2 separate regions of the Mus musculus genome follow, and region 1 is linked to region 2. Evidence: chromatin contacts called from ENCODE Hi-C data. All regions are on one chromosome and are shown on one strand. Each heading gives the region's core, a stretch centred on a gene start or an enhancer-like site at or near the end of the contact. The rest is flanking DNA. Distances are from core to core; before and after follow the strand shown. Region 1 overlaps Gm29536 (predicted gene 29536). Region 2 holds the start of Kcne4 (potassium voltage-gated channel, Isk-related subfamily, gene 4).

The links. A loop is a pair of places that touch in the nucleus more often than their neighbours do.
Region 1: a map of heart shows a loop between it and region 2 (3-fold over the local background). The contact joins the enhancer-like site here to the promoter of Kcne4 in region 2. A Hi-C loop is called at or near these places in 5 of 37 maps with a recorded cell type or tissue (all heart).

Annotation. Positions count from the first base shown.
Region 1 is chr1:78,861,207-78,866,754 of GRCm38, reverse strand. All of the region lies in intron 3 of Gm29536 (predicted gene 29536), which reads left to right. Among named protein-coding and RNA genes, the nearest start is that of Kcne4, 47 kb to the right of the region's middle. Within about 2 kb of position 2,168, at least 2 of the 3 ENCODE cell types and tissues checked have a DNase peak (open chromatin) inside an H3K27ac peak, as active enhancers do; they include heart, where a contact is called at or near this core.
Region 2 is chr1:78,813,454-78,818,524 of GRCm38, reverse strand. It overlaps Kcne4 (potassium voltage-gated channel, Isk-related subfamily, gene 4), which reads right to left and starts at 1,614. Exons shown (of 2, transcript NM_021342.2): 1 at 1,529-1,614; 2 at 1-914. The coding sequence starts at 888. The coding sequence ends at 376. The region is part of intron 3 of Gm29536 (predicted gene 29536); the gene reads left to right.

The DNA.
Region 1 (5,548 bases), core at 919-3,418, 48 kb before region 2:
ATGCAATAGCAATTCTAGAGTCATAGTAACAAGCCTCAGCTCACAGGCAACCAGTCTCCCCAAGGTAAACAATGTGTGTTACACAGTTATGTCTTATGGTTTTCATGCCCGGTGTTGACTGAACACCCATCTGTGTCTTCTGTAGCTGTCCAAACCATTCTGGTTTTCACTCTCAGTACAGCAGTCAGTGAATTCCATGATCTGTTCATTGCTTTATTATCAAACAGATAATAAATAGATAATTTTACCTACTAGTTGTCTAATGTAAGTGTCTCGTGTGTAGTTAAAACAAGGCTAAGTAAGGTATGATGTTTCAAAATTAAGTCTGTTAAGTGCATTCTTGACTTACATAGTAACTTTAACTTATGTAAAGTTGTTTAGAGAGTGACTCTATTGTACGTCAAAGCCCATCTGTCAATGATCTGCTTGTGTCACTCTCAGAGTCTCCAGCTTACATGACATGGTATTGTTTTCAATTAGCCAAAGTCTTCTTACACTCAGTTCATAGTTTTCACCAAAATTCCAGATAGTTAAGCTTTTGGACCACTGAACTCAAAATAAGTGACATGGTTAGAGAGTGTGTCATCGTGGTTTGGGTTAGATTTTCTTTGTAAGCAACCCAAACCCCATTGACGAGGCTTAAACAATATGGGGAGTTACTGGCTCATAATAATATCAACCCACTTCAGCCACTGCCAAGTCCTGGTTTTAACAACACTGGTACGTGCAAGCTCTACACACCATCTGCCGTGTTAAGATTTATGTAAATAAAGATGCCCTTCAGCCTCCGCAGTTGCACATTCTGAGCAGAATCCAGGTACATTTCCCCAGTATCTAGGTGAAAGGCTCAGAATGGTTTCCGCTAGCCTGAGTTTGGTCATATGACCATATGGTCATCATATGATGATCTGCAGGGCCATCACAGGGACTCTTAATAGTGCTGAAGTATGGGAAAGACTCATGGACCCCAGCAGACCAGATCAAACGAGAATGGAATCACTTTATAATGGGTTACAGAGTCCAACTTAGTTTTGATATAGGTCCATTTTCCAGGAAATTAGAAGATTCCAATCAAGACAGTAAGGAAGTCCCCTCTGTTTTAACCCTAAAAGGGCAGTTTTGAAACAAACAGCATGTTCTTTATTCTGTTCCCCTCTTCAGGATTTTTTTTCTTCTTTTTTTTTTCTGCCTGTGTTGTCTTCTGCCTCTGATCAACTCACCAGAAACCCATTCTATTTCAGTCACAAACTAAAAACTCAATTAAGGTGCTTATGCTAAAGTTGTCTGTGTTGACAGTGGTCAGGCTTTGCTCCCGTGGTAATCCTGGACTTCAGTCCCTCGGATTCTGGGTAAATTGGAAAAAGGAAACAGTAAGGACGATAATGGAAGAAGAAACCAAGGCACCGTGACAAGAAGAATAGAGAAGGCAGAGAAAGAAAAACAGACCGCAGTGAATTTCTATAGAACTTCATTTGGGTTTCTAGGGGGTTTGATACAAGGAAATCTTGGGGTAAGCATATATTGAGTCATGCCTAGGAGTAACACTTCTAAATGTCCCATATGGGGGACGATAAACTCAACACTGATCCTCTCCAACATACAGTACCTTGAACATTAGGTCTTTTTAAATAAAGCATATTTTTTCTTGATTACAGTATGTTTCTATTGCCACCCTCATAACGACTTTCACACTTTTTTGTCTCACTTTGGAATAAAACTTTCAGTGTGAAATTTCTCTTCTATCTTCACTTTGATTATGTGAGCAGTTTCTCAGTCTTGGTTAAGTCTTTCTGGAATATCATTTTCTCCTAAAACAGGAAGTAGGGGAGCCAAAAATAATCTTTCCTTTAGCCTAGTAGCTTTCCAGTGAATGTTGCTGGAAGGTTTAATAAAAGGCAGTATTAGCAGCCAGCAATTTCCAAGCTGGTACTGCACACACGGCAGCATTTTAAATCTTCAGGAGAGATTTCCTAGATAAATGTCCTTCTCTGTGCACAAAGGCCCTATTTCCTTGAGGAGTGGGCTTAGCTCTGCCTTGCTACCCACTGCAGGCTTCTCTGCTACTGAAAGCTTATACTCACTTCTGTAGTAGTCGGTGTACTTAGTGAATCAGCCACACATGCCACAGGCACCCCGTCCTCAAGCCTCCATAAATCCTGCCAGGCCATGGAAGCCAAGAAACAGATCTGTCCTCTATTCAAAGGCCGCAGAGCCAAGAACTCCCCCAAGTTCTTGCGTCAGAATGACTGATCTTTAACCACACTGGGTGTTCTTTCCTGACCCCACCTGGCAAGTGACCATAACATCTCTTGGAATTATCTACCTCGTCAAGGTTCCCAGTAAGGAGCCAAGGGTCAGGAAGTTGCCTCTACCACTTTCCAGCAACGTGTGGCATCCTTATTCAGCCACACAGCCTCTCTCTCACCCCTTCCTCATCACAGTATTTTGTATTTTGTTTATCGAGTTGGTTTTGGTTTTGTCAATATGTATCGTGTTTCACATGTTGACAAAAGGGTCCTATGCATATGGCCAGGCAAAGCTATCTCTAAGCCTAAGCCAGCCTTCATTCCTGCATCTCCTTTTCCACAGAAACTGATTCCATGTCCGAACCTGCTCTAAGACAGCCAACTCTAAGCCAGTCAGAACATTTTGCAAGAGTTATTCAAGGAAGCATCCTGCTTCCTGCTGGACTTGAAGCTGAGCCAATGCTGGGGACCCAGTTAACAGTTTGCCTGGGAGTTTCCTGGCTTTAACACTGGAAGTCCCACATCTGAGGAATCTCCTTGGTGTTCTGTCACTTGAAGTGATGTGGGGGCTGGAGCTGCTATAACCATATTGTCACGTACAACCTAGCAATCAAACCAGCAGAGAACAAAAGGCCCCAGAGAGGTAGAAAGTCCTTGTACCCCTTTCTCCCTTTTCACAGCCCACCATGCTCTTTAGGCCAACATAAATAGAACTTCCTGATACTCTTCACAGGCAATCTTTTCACTAACATACAGCTCCATGATGTAACACAGGTTTAACTTCCCGGAGGCTCAGGTAATGCAGCTGTGAAACCAGAATGACATCTTCCACAAATTAAATGTGACAGCGACATCAAGAGCCTATCTGAGTACCTACCATACAATAACTGCCAAATAACTTTTGTCCCTTTTCTTCTATAAGCTAGAGACCTCATAAACACTACAGGGAGATGGTAATAGATTAAAGGAACAAGAGCTGCACCAGCTCTGATTGTTCATCACAGGGGCAACTGAGAAGCAGCTGAAGAGTGACCTTGCTGAAGTCCTTCAGCTAGTGACAGCCCAGACTAGAAGAAGATCCCCTGAGCTCTGCCTCAGTTCTTACCACTCCATCATGAACTCTGCCCTGCTTTTCTGGCCTGGAGATACTAAGCTGTGGGTGCCAGGAGAGAGTGAGTCTCTCCCAGCCCAAAGAGACGACACCCAGGCATCATGACTGTAACATGACAATCAACAGCCATAGCCAGACCAAGGCCATCCTCAGTGGATGTCAGGCCAGGGTCCTCAAGGGAAATGACCACTGAAACTCTTCTACTGTAATAGGATCACCTAACCAACCAGAACATAAGCTGTAGGCAGAAGCTTGAGCTTATGCCATGGAAACCCCTTCTCCCGCTAACTCCTAATAGTGAAGCATTATCTCTTATGGCTGCATGCTTGGTCCCTGTCCTGAAAATGTATATACCAAGGTGCTAATCCCACCAGTGGGGTAATATTGGAGGGAGCATCTTTGGGAGTTATTTGGATGTGAAGGGGAGACCCTTATCCTAGGGTCAGTGTTCTTGATGACGAGATGGTCACTCGTGTTCCTCCACGATCTCAGATGACTGGCCCTCAGAACTGAAGCTTCAGTTTGTTTCACCCAGCCCTTGGTATCTGTTATAGCAGACATAGCTGACTGAGATTGAATCAATAACCTATTGTTAATTGTAAGATTAACACACACACACACACACACACACACACACACACACACACACACACACCAAGCAGATTAAAGACCAGGAAGGCATGAGAGTCCTGGGCTTTGTTGTCACCTGAGGAATGGCCCAGTGCTTAGATGTTCTGTTCTCTCCTCTAGGTTGGACATAGAGCCAGGGCTCACCAGTAGAACCAGTCAGCTGCACTGGTGATTTATTTGCTGTGTCCACAGCCTCCTCTATTACAGCCTGGGCTGGTTTTACTCTAAGATGACTTGAGGTCATAAAAGGAATAGTCTCCTTGACTGCCACATGTTTGGAAGAGATATTTGGGACATAGTGGCCAAGTGAGTTCCCCCAGGACTTCTGGGCTTGAGCCCAGCGTTTCAGAAAGTCTAAGAGGAATGTACAGTACTGAACTGAGGGAGTTTTTCTTGCTACAATGCAGCAGCCACCTCTGCTACCTCAGGGTCAGAAAGGGGAGCATATCACCCACTGTGCACTAATATGTTCCCATGTGGCTAAGAAGGTTGGAGACCATGACTGAAGCAATGGGTCTAGCCATAACCTACATTTAGTGGTGCAGAGTTTAAGGGCCCATCTTAGCATATTTCTCAGCCCCACAGGTTCTTAACTACCTGCCAAGGAGCACCAGGATAAGATCACGATCTTAGCATCAGTTTCATCACTGGTAAAGCAGGATTTGAGGTCCTGGCTTCATTCAGAGGCCAAAAGGAAGACTTTCTCCTTCCTGCCCTTTGCCTATCTGAGCCTTTGGCCCCACAAAGAGGCAACACATCCAGATTCCTCACATACTTAGGGCTTTTCACCAGCTCTTAGGGGTCTCAAAATCATCTCCTTCATGTTCTCCCTCATCCCAAGTGTAAATGCAAGCAAAGGCCCCCTCAGCAACCCACTCACATCACTTCGCCTTCACTGCATTCCTTAACTTCCACAACTTGAAAAACAAACCAACGAAAGCCTAATTTTAAAGACTTAAATATTAGATGTGATGGTATACACTTGTAATCCCAGCCATTAGGAGGCTAATGCTGTAAACTGGAGGATAACAATGCTAAGTCCAATTTACATAAGGAAACCCTCTCTCAAAATATGAAACCAAAGGGGAAAAAGTTAGGGTACGGGGGAGGAAGCTAAGCATATGTGTTTCCAAATACCCAAAAGACAGCCCTACCCAGACACCAATAACTAAAGGACAGCTTGCTCTCTCTCTCTCTCTCTCTCTCTCTCTCTCTCTCTCTCTCTCTTTCTCTCTCTCTCTACTGGGCCAGAATCAGGATGAAACTTTAGGAAGCTTTTGCCTCATTAAGCCTGGGTTAATCAAGGGAAGAGGGCTAAGTGTGATCACTTGTTAGTAGACTTATAAAAGTTGCTAAGCTAATGTAACTACTGATAGATAATTCTATAGATTTTTTTCCACTTTAGTATTCCCTCTGCCACACTGTCTCTCATAATCTGTAACATTAGAGGAGCCAGGGCAATTTTGGGAACCTAAGGAAAAGTTGGCTTAGAAACACACAGGTATTAGTAAAAAGGCTTGTGCATGAGTTGCAAGTATTCCTGCGAGTAGTTAAATGTCAG
Region 2 (5,071 bases), core at 365-2,864:
CAAATCGAAACGAGTCCTTCAGCCTGCCCTGGGCAGTTGTCAGCCCTGGGCACAGACAGATGCTGCAGAAGTTACCCAGGGCCTCCAGTGAAAAAACACCACATTATCCAGCCAGATGCTGACCACAGACCCACCACCACCCAGGCCCCAGAGTCAATGGTCATGCTGTATGTCTCTGGGACTTTTTCAGAGATGAGTCCCACAGGAACCTCAAGGACTGCAGCTGAGCCTTGTCTCTCCCTGCCCCATTTTGGAGCTTGCCCTCAGTCTGTTCAATGTGGCAGCCGCAGAGCAAAAGCGAAACCCGGCACTTGGCAAGTGTCTTCCCTCTGTCAAGTGTAGCTTACGGAGCTACCTCCTAGCACCTGGTGGGTGCTAGGAATTCTGGTGGATGTTCTCGGAAGAGCCTTCACTGCTGTCGTTGAGAGGCGTCTCGGAGGTCTCCTCCAGCTCGTCATCAGCCCCCTCCTCCTGGATGGGAAGGTGCACATCAGGAGAGGAGGACTCGGAGCTCACACTGTCCCCTTCCATCGAGCAAAGAGTGCAGGACAGTGCCGGCGCCACACTCTCCTGCAGCATATTCAGCATCATGGGCACCTGCCCTGACCTCAAGCCGGACATCATAGGTAGCGGCTTCATAGCCTCCCCCCACAGCCTCTCCTCGTCTTTGTACAACAGCAGAAGGCTGGACTTCTTCTCCCGCCTCTTGGATTTCATGTAGCCCAGCATGATTCCGATCAGGAAAACGCCATAGAAGGACATAACGACCAAAATATAGAAGTATTCATTGCCATTACCACTGCTGTTACTAGGCACATGGGACTCGAGGGGGCTGCTGGAGGCTGCAGCGCTGGGGTATGTGCTGTTCAGAGGCTCCATCCTCAGCATTGAATTGCCGCTCACACAGCCGGGATCTGGGGAGAGAGCCGCAAGTTAAACCTTCCACCTGGATCCATGGGACAGGCAGAAGGCAAGCACATGGCTCGTGAAATTGCAATAGATCAAAATACACCTATTTTGATTAAGAACAGGAATGAAAGAAAGAGCTGAACGTAAGGCATCTCACCAAGCAGTCAACGGGTTAGCTCAGAGAGCTTGGAGCAAGTAAGAGAAATTAGGGGAGGGAAAGGAGGAAAAAATGAGAAAAATGTTCACCAGATAGAAAAATCGGTGATAGACAGACAGGTGATCGATAGGTAGGTAGATAGATAGATAGATAGATAGATAGATAGATAGATGGATGGATGGATAGATTATACACTTTATTTACATTTCAGAAAATAACTATGCATTAGCTCTATACTTTGAACATTATAGACCATATAAGGATTCATGGGGGGAAAGCATCTTAAAATTGAAAGGCATGCTTTAGCTGGCACGGCAGAAGCAAACTTTACATTTTGTTTCAAAAGCTTCAACTTCCAAAACAAAGTTTCCTTACATAAAAAAGAAAGAAAGAAAACTTTCTCTATTAATAGAACTATTCCCCCTTGCATGTCTCCGAAGACAAGGAGTCTTGCTAACTTACCAAAAGCTGACAGTTTGTCCCAAGTGTGGAACTCTTAAACGGCCAAATCTGAGGATGTTTCTCTTCTCTGTCAGGCTCTGCGCTCTGACAGCCCGGCTGCTGTCCTTGGGATATATAGTCAAGAAATGCATCGTCACGTGTTCCGGGAGGAAAATTTACAACAGAGGTTGACTGTGGCTGAGCAAGCAGCAAACTCAAAGCGCTGCAGTTCAACTCTCTGAACTCTGCAGCTGTGAAGAGAGAAGGAGGGGGGGAGTAGGAGCTCCCTGTCCCGGACCGACCAACCCAGCTCAGAGCAAGAGGCTTTGGGTGGCCAAAATCAAAGTGTGAAAAGGGGAGAAAAAAAAAGTGCTGCATTTGAACTGATACCCCAAAGCCCACTCTCACTGACTGAGTTTGTTTCCTTTTCCTTGTGGAAAGTGATTGGTTGATATGTTACTAATAGGTTTTCATGGGGAATCCAAACCATTAGAATGAAAGACAGTGGGGAGCAAAGGTAGGGTTTAGAGTCAAGAAACAGAAGTGGATGCTCACAGTCAGCTATTGGATAGATTAACAGGGCCCCCAATGGAGGAGCTAGAGAAAGTACCCAAGGAGCTAAAGGGAACTGCAACCCTATAGGTGGAACAACATTATGAACTAACCAGTACCCCGGAGCTCTTGTCTCTAGCTGCATATGTATCAAAAAAGATGGCCTAGCCGGCCGTCACTGGAAAGAGAGGCCCATTGGTCATGCAAACTTTATATGCCCCAGTACAGGGGAACTCCAGGGCCAAAAAGTGGGAGTGGGTGGATAGGGGAGTGGGGGGGAGGGTATGGGGGACTTTTGGGATAGCATTGGAAATGTAAATGAGGAAAATACCTAATAAAAAATATTTTAAAAAGAAAAAAAAAGAAACAATTGCTTCCGTGTTACGTTCTTCCACTAATTGAGTGAATTTGATAAACCCTCCCTTAACCTTCCCAGGCCTCGTATTGCTGCAGTAAAACTGTTGGCTAGTGAGGGGCAGGACTGCTCAGCAAACAGAGTTCTAAGAACTTTATGAGTTTTGGGTTTGTTTCAGCTTAACTACTTTAAAATGCAAGCTTCTACTTGCTCACATTATGCTCACAAATATTGTCCTTACAATCTCTTTTAGAATCTTTCAGATTCTGTCCAGAGATTGGTGGGCAACACTAATGCAGCAATTGAGAGGCAAATCAAGGGGAGCCTGAGCTCTGTGTCAGCTGAGCTACAAAGATAGAGTTTGTATGAAGACAAAAATCTTCAGATTCTCTTTAGTGAGCCGGACTAAGTGGAAATGTGCTGGCGAGAGCTACTGAGAGCAGGTTTTGCTCCATTCTACCTCACATGGCAGTGCCTCTGAAGCACCAGACAAGAGTGCCACACATCTCTGGGTATCTCAGACAGGTCATGGGAGAAACAGGTATTCTCAGCGAACCACCAAGCAAGGTTCAAAACAAGCTGCTATGCGTGACATGAGAAGAATCACCAAGAACTTGCTCGCTCGCTGGGCTGTTTACTCTAAAGGGCTGTCATTCTAATCCAGGGAAACTGGCAAGGAGCCTTTACATCTAGTAGCCTCTGTCCAAGGAGCCGCAGCAGGGCTGGCATGTATGACAACTTTAAAGACACCATCATTGATGGGTCTACTGACACTGAGCTGAAGGCACGGAGAAACATGTAAACTTCCCTCTGACTGCATACAGCACATACGATCCAGATGCTAGAACTGTCATTGTGAGTCTGGCTCTGTGCCTGATGTGAATTCTGACAGGCATCCTGGGAAAAAGAGTTGGACCAGTAACTTACAGCACTGGACAACACACCAGATGCTTTGGTCAGTGCTCACCCCGTAAATCTCCAGCCGGCACGGAGGGATCGGCCACTGACCCCAGCACCAAGGTTGTTCATGCCAGGAAATTTCACTCATATCAGTACATCTGGGTTCACCACTCTGCCAGTTCAAAACTCTACAGCTACATGGTAGACCTGACCTTTTCCACCCACCCACCACATAAGCACTGGCGGATGTCCAATCCACATGGGCATGCCATGGCACATCTGGAATATTAGAATAGGAAAGTACCATGAGAAGCATTCCTATTGGTACTTGCCATAGTAGTATTGCCCAGGTACCCTGAGATAGATGAGATTAGTCATCACTAGGGGATTGCCAGGCACTGCAAACTAGAAAAAAGAAGGTAGAGAAATGGGTCACCACATCTTAACAGGAGCTGGAGCAGGAGCTGACAGCCAGGTGTTAGAAAGCCAAGCAGCCACTGAGTGTTAAACAAAATCAATCCCAGGCCTGAGCCTATTGCCCCAAGGCACTAAAACCAAGAACAGTCCTGGCTTCTGGAACAAATCCAGAAAGGAGGCCAATGGACTAAGAAGTCAGAAGCAGAGGGAGAATCAAATCCAAGGATTTGTCACAAGCAAGCATTGTCACAAGTGTCAGAGAAAAAAGGTACCCTTGAAACCACAGACTGCCTGCTGGAGACCCTGTGACCTCTGATGCCCCCAAACTCTGCAAGTATCTTTCTGGGAAACACTGGAGGAAATCACTGAGCACTGTCAAGCAGAGACATAGCTCGGTTTATGTGTTTGGTTGTCCTGGTTGGGTACCCCGGTGATAATCTAAGGCTTCTGGAAGCTTCTCGTGCACAGCCACTTTCTGAGGCTGCTCTTTGCTTTCGAACCTCCCCTTAGACTGGGAATGAAACTGAAGATTTGGGCTTGCAAGCTCCTGACTCCCTCAGTCTTCCCCAGAGGCCCTCTTCACAGCAAGTCTGTAAGAAGCCTGGCTGTGAGCAATGGTGTTAATAAAGAGAGAACTGAGTGAAGTGTGTTCCGTTTGATCATGAATCAAAGGGTGGGGTTTGTGTGTGTGTGTGTGTGTGTGTATGTGTGTGTGTGTGTGTGTGTGTGTGTGTGTGTGTGTGTGTGTGTGTGTGTAGGCCAGTGGTTGATATTGAAATGTCTTCTCCAATCACTCTCCCCTTTATTTTTTTGAGACAGGGTCTCTCAGTGGACCAAGTTTGCTGTTTTGGCCAGGCTGGCTGGGCATTGAGCCCCTGGGATCTGTCTGTCTCTGTCTCCCAAGCTCTGGGCTATTTATGTCAGTATGGGGGACCCAAATTCAGGTCTGCATGCTTTCACAGAAAGTACTTTACCCATTAAGCCATGTCCTCAGCCCAAGGTTCTAACTTTTTAATATGTGAAAGTCCACTTGCCCAAGCACTGTGTGTGGAAAAGACTCTGCTTCAAGCCTCTCCAGCACCGAAGTCAGGCAGCTCACAGTCACCTGTGGCTTCAACTCCAACAGATCTGACACCTCCTCCTGGATTCTGTGAGCACTGGCCCATAGCCGTAGAAAAATAGACATAATTAAAAATTTAGGAAAAAAAATCTTTAAAAAATAATCGATTAGCCATATATGCCCAGGTCTATTTCTCAACTGTTTATTCTAACAGTTTTGATTAAACCACTTTAAATTGGCATTTTAAATAAGTGCAAGATATGCTGCAGTTGCTATGTAG